2 separate regions of the Homo sapiens genome follow, and region 1 is linked to region 2. A link is an interaction called in ENCODE POLR2A ChIA-PET data of the cell type or tissue named here. Cell type or tissue: Panc1. All regions are shown on one strand. Each heading gives the region's core, and the rest is flanking DNA. Links, peaks and the distances in the headings are about the cores only.

The links. Peaks named below come from ENCODE experiments on the same cell type or tissue, not always from the same donor. Only the 100,000 strongest peaks of a DNase experiment are listed, where the experiment ranks them.
Region 1: POLR2A ChIA-PET joins it to region 2 with 7 read pairs; 1 of 35 experiments calls an interaction of 5 or more read pairs at or near these places.

The regions. Positions count from the first base shown.
Region 1 is chrX:134,988,739-134,994,129 of GRCh38, forward strand. SMIM10 (small integral membrane protein 10) reads left to right here and starts at 2,253. Exons shown (of 1, transcript NM_001163438.2): 1 at 2,253-3,735. The coding sequence starts at 2,358. The coding sequence ends at 2,609. In Panc1, for the core only: no CTCF peak of the experiment used is centred there; DNase peaks (open chromatin) are centred at 1,954 and 2,193; H3K4me3 peaks cover 1,794 bases; H3K27ac peaks cover 4,349 bases.
Region 2 is chrX:134,890,425-134,895,815 of GRCh38, forward strand. It overlaps MOSPD1 (motile sperm domain containing 1), which reads right to left. Exons shown (of 6, transcript NM_019556.3): 5 at 1,055-1,216. Among named protein-coding and RNA genes, the nearest start is that of MOSPD1, 22 kb to the right of the region's middle. In Panc1, for the core only: no CTCF peak of the experiment used is centred there; no DNase peak of the experiment used is centred there; H3K27ac peaks cover 273 bases.

The DNA.
Region 1 (5,391 bases), core at 201-5,200, 98 kb after region 2:
AAACTTGACAGAGTGGTTCCTTTCATAGAGATGTGCAATGCTATATACACATAAAAATGAACTGTTAATACGTGGATCTATTTCTTTTCTCTTGAATCTGCTCTGTGACTTGCCTTGTTAATGAGACATTGGCTAAAATGGAGCAACCTTGCTAGTAATCAAACCGTGCAAATTAAAACATCAGTGAGATACCCTTTTCACCTATCAGAATGTCAACTGATTAAAAGAATGTGAATGCCAATTGTTAGGAACTGCTGACGGTATGTTCATGTGTATATTAGTACAAGCTAGTGGAAGGCAGTTTGACAATACGTATCAAAATCCTTACATGAAAACCCTTTGAGCTAAGAATTCCACTTCTATGAATGTATCCCTGGAAAATATCAGAAAGGTGTACAATGATGTGCATGCAAAATATTAATCTCAGCATTGCTTATGATTGCGAAAAATTTGAAACCATCCAAAAATCCATCAACAGGAGATCAGTTAATTATTGGCCATCCATAAGGAATAACACACAGCCAATAAAGTATCAACATGGGAACATATGCAAGACATATCATTATGTTTAAAAGCAAAGGTGGGGACATATGTTGTTTTGTTTGTTTGGTTTTATTTGGTTTTTGTTTGTTTGTTTTTGAGACCGAGTCTAGCTCTGTCACCCAGGCTGGAGTGCAGTGGCACGATCTCGGTTCACTGCAACCTCCACCCCTGGGTTCAAGCGATTCTCCTGCATCAGCCTCCTGAGTAGATGGGACCACAGGCGAGTGCCACCACACCCAGCTAATTTTTGTATTTTTAGTAGAGACAGGGTTTCACCATGCTGGCCAGGCTGGCCTTGAACTCCTGACCTCAGGTGATCCGCCTGCCTCAACCTCCCAAAGTGCTAGGATTACAGGCGTGAGCGCCCGGACTGCATATGTTTATCTGATTCCATTTTTGTTTTACGATTTGTAAATATATCTATGTGCGTATACATGTTTGTGCTTATAAATATACGCAAACAATTGATAAAAACATATACAAATTAGTAGTCTTTCTCTCTAGGGGGTTATGAGCCTAGGAATTTTACTTTTCTCATAATAAATATGATGTTTAATGTTTTACAAGCCATCAGAAAAACAATATTGAAAACTTCAGAAATTTAGAAAAGTTGCTCAACTGCACTGACAATTAAATGAATGCAAATTAGAAGAATAATGAAATGTACTGCCTATCATATTGGTAATAAAAAAATTAAGATTGTTAACACTCAAGGTAACATAGAGCCCTGATCTCTAAACTTTTTTGATCAATCGCATGTATTAGTAAAACGTTTTGGCTTTGAACACTAAATGTATATGTATATGTAATTGTTTTCATAAACAAAGATGGGGTCATATTATTCCTACTGTTCTGCCACTTGTAAATTCATATGTACAGTGATGTTCACTGAAACAATTTTTGACATATGAAAAACTAGAAACATTCAGAATGTCCATCAATAGGGATCTGGTTAAATAAATTATTGACCACTATTAGTCAACATGTACATAGATCACTATTCAGTCATCAAAGAGAGTGAAGTAGATGTACATTCTTGAAAAGGTAAGAGCAATATATCAATACATAAAGTCGGGAAGTAGATACAGCAAACGTAATAGTAGTTCATGGCAAGGGTAGGAGGGGAAAGTGAAGCTATGCAGGGAATTTGCTTTCTATTGTTTTACATATTTCTGCTTTGAAAATTTCTAAAAACTTGATTGAATGACTTTTCCAATCAGAAGAATACGAAAGATCTAACACAAAAACAGAAGTATTGCTTGAATTATTCAAGCAGAATGCACACATTTTAATGTCCAGAAAAGTTGCGGGTTTTGTATATTTGTACTAGCTCAAGAGTTGAGGATTGAAAAACGTTCCTAAAGGGATGAGACAACAGGAAATGGGTTTGTGCTTCTGAGTTGCTCAAGATCATGCTTATGAAGGACATTTTATATCGTTTTGAGCAAGTTTTGTGTTCCTTTTGTTAAAACTTAAAAAACTGAAAAAAACTTAAAAATTAAACATAATTTTAAAGAAAAGACAGCCCGGGTTAGGAAGCTAGGTCTCCCACGTCAGCACGTGCCCTGCCCTTCCTGGGGTTCTGGGGCCTGGGCCAGGACAGTTAGGCTAAACTGACTCTAGGCCACGCGGACCCCGTGGGGCGGGGCGGAACCTGGCAGGGCGCCAGTGACCGCTGGGGCCAGAGCCCTGCCGGGAAAGGAGGGCTTCCGCCTTGCAGCGCAGCTCGGATCAGCAGCAGCCCAGGAGGCCTCCCGCCCGTACTTTCCCGCGTCCATCCCTCTGTCCCACGGTCGGTGAGTCAGCGGAGCCTGATGGAGGCCTTGGGCTCTGGGCACTATGTGGGAGGCAGCATCAGGTCCATGGCGGCGGCGGCCCTGTCTGGCCTGGCGGTGCGGCTGTCGCGCCCGCAGGGGACCCGCGGCTCTTACGGCGCCTTCTGCAAGACGCTCACGCGCACGCTGCTCACCTTCTTCGACCTGGCCTGGCGGCTGCGCAAGAACTTCTTTTACTTCTATATTCTGGCCTCGGTGATTCTCAACGTCCACCTGCAGGTATATATTTAGAGCCACTAACTTTGTGGCATTTGGGGGCTCCTCGTCAGGATGGCTGACTTCCACCCACCTGCTCACCCACCCTAGAGCAAAGCGACCAACTCCGCTCCTGCATGCAGACTTGCCACTCATTCTTTCCATTGCCTCATCTTTTAGTATAAATGGGTGGCAAAAAAAGAAAAAAACAGCATTTGTGGAAAGCCTGAAATATAACCCAAATCGTCTAAGATAGAATGAAAAATTGACTCTCAAGGAAATATTTGAAGGAACAGAATACAGCTTAAAAATTTGAAAATCCTTAAAAATATCTGAGAAGTTTTTGCATCCGTAAAACAGAAAACAGCACGAACTTTAGGAAATGACAATGGGCACAGAATGCAATAAAAAAAAAAAACGGGGAAAGGTAACTAAAAACTTAAGGAAAGATAAACTGAACAAGAATGGCTCAGACAGCAGGCAAATCTCCCCAATTAGAAACGAAGTGAATAGACCCAATTGAATGAGATGAATTCTAAGCAATAGATGGATTGAATAATAAGCTGGAGGACATTAATAACATGTTCTGGAAGGCATACATTTCTTCAACCCAAAGGAAAAAAAATGACAGAAAGAAACTACAGGGAAGAACATTAAAAACTGTGCAAGAAACTTATGTTTCACATATGAAGCAACCTCAGATGTGGCATGGTTTTGAACAGTTGCCGAAAGTGTGAGAAAGGGAATCTGTTTGAATATTGGCACATGGATCAAGACTCTGGAGTCGGTGATGAGAAAATCCAATCAGAGCATTCCACTTTGCTATTCATTGAACCAGGTAGCCAACAGAAGAGTTAAAAATTAGTGATATGACTATATTCAGGGGGAAGGAGAGCTGAGGGGGGCGGCAGGAAGTCAGCAGAAAATGCCTCATGTCATTAAGTCAAGAAATAGTAATAAAGGCATGTTATTGAAAAAGGGGGTGTAATCTCTAAACAAGCACGTGTAGAAGTTTGTGTTTCTGATTTGGGGAAGCAAGAGTTGAGAAGGAGGGACAGTTCTATTACTTTTCATTATATGTCCTTTTTCTACTGTTTGATTTTTAAAAACTATACACATGTATTGCTTTTGCTTCGATTAAAAATCAAGACATTAAAATGAATTTATTGCATTTAGAATGAAATTTGGGGGGGGGGTTGCTAAGAGTGTCAGGTGGACTCTGAGTTAAAATAAGTGCCTTCCTATCTTTCTTCAGTAGTATCTGTATATCCTACAAGGTTCCTGGGTGATCACACAAACTATGATTTCCTTGACTTTGTAAATGTCTTGTTTCCAAACAGACCACAGGCCATATGGAAATGCTTTAAAACTAAAAATGGGCCGGGCGGGGTGGCTCACACCTGTAATCCCCAGCACTTTGGGAGGCCAAGGCAGGTGGATCCCCTAAGGTCAAGAGTTAGAGACCAGCCTGGCCAACATGGGGAAACCCTGTCTCTACTAAAAACACAAAATATTAGCCGGGCATGGTTGCGGGCACCTGTAATCACAGCTACTCGGGAGGCTGAGGCAGGAGAATCGCGTGAACCCAGGAGGCAGAGGTTGCAGTGAGCCAAGATCATGCCATTGCATTCCAGCCTGGGCAACAGAGCGAGACTCTGTCTCAAATGAATAAATAAATAAATAAAAACATAAAAATAAAAACGGCCAATAGTCTTCATGTAGCCCAGAGCTTCTTCACACCATGAAACTTCTCATGAGCAAATCTGTGGAATGTCATAGTTAAGATAAAAATTAAACAATAAATATGTGATTAATTTTCAAAACTTAAAAATTGAAGGCTGGGCACGGTGGCTTACGCCTGAAATCCCAGCACTTTGGGAGGCTGAGGCGGGCGGATTGTTTGAGCTCAGCAGTTCAAGACCAGCCTGAGCAACATGGCAAAACCCTGTCACTAATAAAAATACAAAAATTAGCTGGGCATGGTGGTACGTGTCTGTAGTCCCAGCTACTCAAGAGGCTGACGTGGGAGGATGGTTTGAGCCAGGGAGGTGGAGGTGGTAGTGAGCCAAGATCGCACCACTGCACTCCAGTCTGGGTGACAGAGCCACACTCTGTTTCAAAAAAAAAAAAAAAAATCGGACAGGGGCCCAGTGATGTTTATATAATCTTAAATTTTGGTGTTGACCATAAGAGCAAAACATGAGTTCACCTGGGGTCTAATTAAGAAACTAATGTAAAATTAAAAAAAAAGAGAAAGAAATATATAATAGCAGAACAGTGGAAATAAACTCCTACATCCAACAGTAGGAGCTGGTTAAATCAAAATAGTACATCTATATAATAGAATACTATGTGGCCATTAAAATGATAAGGAATTATATTTTATTGATGTGGAATGAATTTAGTAAATGTGAAGCCACCTAATCAATGATTCAAGTGATTGAGTCAAAGAGTGATACATGTATATTATATATTCATATACTCAACTCAGTTATAGAGAAATAATAAATGGAAAGAGTGCACACTTACAATATGCCATACAATGTTCTAAGCACTTTATATACATCATTTTTTTTTTTTTGAGATGGAGTGTCATCCAGGCTGGAGTGCAATGGCGCGATCTTGGCTCACTGCAACCTCCGCCTCCCAGGTTCAAGCGATTCTCCTGCCTTAGCCTCCCAAGTAGCTGGGATTACAGGTGTGCACTACCATGCCCGGCTAATTTTTGTATTATTAGTAGAGACGGGGTTTCACCATGTTGGCCAGGCTAGTCTCGAACTCCTGACCTCAGATGATCTGCCCACCTCAGCCTCCCAAA
Region 2 (5,391 bases), core at 288-5,287:
GTTGGGGGTGGGAATGAATGGGGGAAAGAAATAGGGAGAGAAGGAACACAGACAGAAGGGAGAGAGACAATCAAGATGATTTCAAAATAAAAAAGAGAGAGCGGCCAGGTGTGGTGGCTCACGCCTGTAATCCTAGCACTTTGGGAGGCTGAGTTGGGCGGATCACCTGAGGTCGGGAGTTCGAGACCACCCTGACCAACATGGAGAAACCCCATCTCTACTAAAAATACAAAATTAGCCTGATGTGGTGGTGCATGCCTGTAATCCCAGCTACTCGGGAGGCTGAGGCAGGAGAATAGCTTGAACCTGGGAGGCGGGGCTTGCAGCGAGCCGAGATGGCAACATTGCACTCCAGCCTGGGCAACAAGAGCGAAATTCCGTCTCTAAATAAATAAATAAATAAGAGAAAGCACATATGCCAGGGAATACTGAAAAGAGTTGGCATCTAAGCAAAGGTGAGAGGAGAACATGAGGAAAGTCATTCATCACCAGAACACTAATCCTCGACACATGGAAGGTACGGAATAAATATTTGTTCAATTGAAACAATTAACTCTAAGATTTCAAGCCAGGATGACTGAAATAGTGAATCAACAGGAAATAAGGGAATTAGTTTAAAGAGAAAGGTTCTGAACATGGTGGCTTCAAAAGTAAAGAAAAAATAATAATAAAAGAGAAACGTTCACAATATTAAACAAGGCTGCACTGTTCATCTTTATCACTGTATGTACTTTGTCTGTTTCCCTAGGAGCAATTCCTAAAAGTAGAAATGCTGTATCATGGAATGCATGCGTCTTACATTTTATACATGTTTTATGCCATTGTAAGTCAGCAAAAGGAAAATAATTGAATATAGTATCAGGTACTAGATAAATAAGCTAAAAAGAACTAAATGTGAGTTAAAAAAGTCTTCAAAGGCACCTGACCTCAATATGCTCTTGAAGCATTTCTTTACCTGTTCTTTGGGAAAAAAAAAAAAAATCAAACCACCACCACCCTACCACACACATAAAGCCCTACACATATGTCCCAAATGCATCTTTAAAACCCTTACCTAAGATATAAGCAGCCACTAATTTTTGATTCACACTTAAGTGGAGGTAGAGAGGCACCAGCGATTCCACATCCCCCAGTGTAGGCAGCATCAGGGCTGCAATGCACACCACTCCCAGGAAGACAGTTAGTAAACTAGGTCCTGAGGATACAGCTCTGTTTTCTGTAAAAAGACAAAAATCCCTAAGCTTCCTTCTAAAAACTTTAAGACAAAAGTTCCTTCACAAACACTGGCCACCACAGACCAGTATTCTGATTTTGTCTAACTTCTCCAATTGTTTCCCCATCATTTTTTCCATCTGAGAGTTAACTGCTGGGCTGATGTGGAAGCCCATGTCTTAACTGGTCTGAATCATTGCAGGATGGAATGCTGACGTGGCATTGTGAGGTAGTGAGTTCTTACTGAAAGGTGGTCACCAACTCCCCCGACCATCCCACCCTAGTCAGTAGAAAGTATTCAAGCATGTATCATCGATGTATGCACATTTTAAAATTATATGCACAAGTTCTGTACTGTGTTATGCTTAATATAAAACATACAAATAGATTTTTGGAAGAATGTGCTAAAAATAAATATAAATTGAAGTTCTGATACTTTCTTCCAGTACCCCAGTGGCTTGCCTGTGTATATTCAATTTGAGCCTGCCACACTAGACCTCCACTACCTTTATGAGAATATTTTAAGGAGCTCCCCAGATAGGTTTGATCCTAATAACTGCACATCCCGCTATCAATTTTGAAAATGTTAAGGAACCAAAAGTGTTTCCCTCTGCTCTAACCCATTTATAGTAAAGAAGAAAACAGCAGAAACAGTATCTGGCAAATACGCTAAGAGAAATAAGCCAGTCACAGAAGGACAAATACTGCATGATTCCACTTACACAGGAAATCTAAAATAGTCAAACTCATAGAAGCAGAGAGCAAAATGGGTGGTTGCCAGGGGCTGGAGGAGGAGGATAATGCAAATTGCTAATCAATGGGCATAGGTCTCAATTATGTAAACTGAGTGAGGCCTAGAAATCTACTCGACAATTGTTCCCACATTTAACCAATATTTTATTTACATGAACATTCATTAAGAGAGTAGATCTCATGTTAAATGTTCCTAAAATAAAATTCTAAAAGATTTTTAAAAAAGGCTGGGCACGGCTCACGCCTGTAATCCTAGCACTTTGGGAGGCCAAGGTGGGTGGACCATGAGGTCAGGGGTTTGAGAACAGCCTGGCCAACATGGTGAAACCCCATCTCTACTAAAAATACAAAAATTAGCCGGGTGTGGTGGCACGCACCTGTAGTCCCAGCTACTCAGGAGGCTGAGGGAGAAGAATCGCTTGAACTCGGGAGGTGGAGGTTGCAGTGAGCCTAGACTGCACCATTGTACTTCAGCCTGGGTGACAGAGCAAGACTCTGTCTCAAAAAAACAAAACAAAAAAGATTAAAAATGTTATCAGACCTGCTATTCTACAGTTCTGGCTCTATGTGTATAGTATACATACTCATATTTTTAAGAAACCCAATAACAGCATTTTCTGTCATATGGCTTTTCCCACTACCTTTCCTTTCATTGAAAGGAATAGCCAACAGCAACACAATCTTTGTGTTTCATTAATGAAATAATGCTGTTCATTCTATTATTAAATGGAACTTTTCTAAATTATTAATACCTTAGCTGTTGTGTGGAGTTTAACTGTACTTCATCAGAGCCAGAGAGGTGAAAACAAATTCAAATTTTATAGTAATTATTGTTTGGAATGAAACAATAGCAGAAATACCTAAAAGAAAAACCCCAAGTCTTGTTTCAGTTAATAGAGTACCTTTATAGTTATCTTTGTTGCAAGGATGAATTCTCAAAGAAAACAGTTATTTATGACAAGTACGCCATTCACTGCAAACCCACAAAAGATAATTTCAAATAATTTTTAGTAGAGAACATTTAGTATTTAGAGAAATTTGGAATTTTTAGTATTCGAAAAACATTTGCATAAATGCTTGAAATTTTTCAAAATGGAAAAAGCTTTTTTCCCTAGTACTACAGGATCGTTGTAAAATATGTTATAAAGATACAGAAAACGTAAATGTTCCTCCATAATTCCACCCTCCTAGAGCTAACACTGTTAACAGCTTGGTATGTATCCTTTTAGATTTTACAAATGCCCATATAAACATGTAGAAGAATCTTTTACATAAATAAGGCCATATTATACATACTGTTATATAACTGTTTTTTTTTCCTTACTTAGAAATATATTTGAAGCTCTTTCTATGACAATGTATAAGCATTCATCATTCTATCAGATCCTTGTAAATGTCTGCCTGGCACACTATCTTATGAATATTTATAATTTAATCAATTCCCAATTGATGGACTTTTCGGTTATTTTCAATTTTGTATTATTATAAACAATAATTAAGACCATAATTTTCTGAAGCCAGAGGGCACTAACTCAAACATTATAGCATAGACACAGCAGTTCATTAATAATGTAATTAAGACAAACCCACTAAGATTCAGATGTATCTTTTAAAATGGCTTTTTAATAACCTGAACTCTAGCATTTTATGAAAGTATACTTTGTAGGTTTCCCTTAATTTAACAGTTAAATTTCTGTTGAATGAAAAAAACTCACAAAATATACTCACAAAATGTACTTATGCACATAGGCAAGGTCTGGAAAGTAACATGGAACACTTATATAAGCAGATTTGTTAAGTGTGTGAGATTACAGGTACATTTTCTTATGTTATTGCTATATGTGTTTTATACAATAAACTTAAATTTTTTTCTCGTTTTTACTGACTTTCAATATATTTCAAAATCCAAATTTTTCATAATGAAGCCATCAACCATTTTCCTGCTAAAAGTGAGTCTCACAACACTGCTGCACCTCTAATACTTTAATAATACGCATTTGTTGAAATATTCTCTAAGCTAAGGACTTGTAAAAGTAATGACATTTCAAAGCCTCCCCAAAACAATCTCAATTAATTTTCAACATTTTAGTTCAGAAAAACTTAAAAACCTGAGTTTTCCACATGTTGGAAACTACACATAAATTCCTGTAAATTTAATAGACAGGAGACTAAATCAGTCATCATGATACTCTATTAAAGAAGAAAACTTTACTCAACTTACTTCCAGGTAATTAGGCACATTGGGGTAACTACCCATAAACGGGACATGTTGGCCAGGACTGTGAATGGGGCTCTGCTGTGGTATCACCTTTCCTCTAAACAGCTGTCATAGCCATGAAAACCTTGTAAGCCAAAACAAAACAAAACAAAAAAACCATTCCCACAGACCCTCACCAGACCTGAAGTCCAGCCTTCCTAGCTCAGCCCATTTACAAGTTCATTATGTAACTTCTCTGTGCCAGGCCCTGTGCTAGGTGCTGAGGATATAAAATTACTAGGAAAAGTGCCTGCCTTCATTGAGCTTCCTTACAGGAATGGATTAGATAATTTTTTCCCTCAAAACAGAGATCACCATGTGTTATGCTAGCATCACCTATCCTCATTCATCTGCCTACTCCAATTTTACTATTAGAAAAATTCTTTAATATACTTTAGATACCAAGGTTTGTTAGAAAACTAAAATAAGGCCAGGTGCGGGAGCTCAGGCCTGTAATCCCAGTACTTTAGGAGGCTGAGGCAGGAGGATTGCTTGAGGCTAGGTAAGACGAGCCTGGGCAACATAGCGAGACCCTGGGTGTGGTGACGAGCACCTGTAGTCCCAGCTACTCGGGAGGCTGAGGCAGGAGGATTACTTGAATCCAGGAGTTGGAGGCTGCAGAGAACTATGATGGCACCACTGCACTCTAGCCTGGGCGATAGAGAGAAACCCTTTCTCAAAAAATAAAAAATAAAATAAGACAATACATACTTTAATTATTTAGCCTTTTTAGCATGATCTTCACCTGAATTTTAATAAATTTAAAAATAAAAGGAATAAAGTTCTCCTTACATATATTTACATACACATATACCCCTAAATCTTACTCCTTATTATTCTTGGTTATTAAACCAATCTGTTAAATACAAAACTGAACTTCAAAGACCATTTTAAATTACAAGTGTAACTTCAAAAAACAAATACAAATTAAATGGCCTTCTTTGTACTAGAGGAAGTATTTTAAAAAGGGAATCTTGCATTTCATAACTATGTTAACTTTACAATATTGATCTGATAAAGTGACACTGGACAAAGGTTCTCTTTCAGCTTCAAAAGATGAAAAGCTGGTCCTGTCAGTTGATAATAGTTGCTGAGAATAAAACAATCCACTATAGGTTGGTGCAAAAGTAATTGCGGATTTTGCAATTAAAAGTAATGGCAAAAATCGC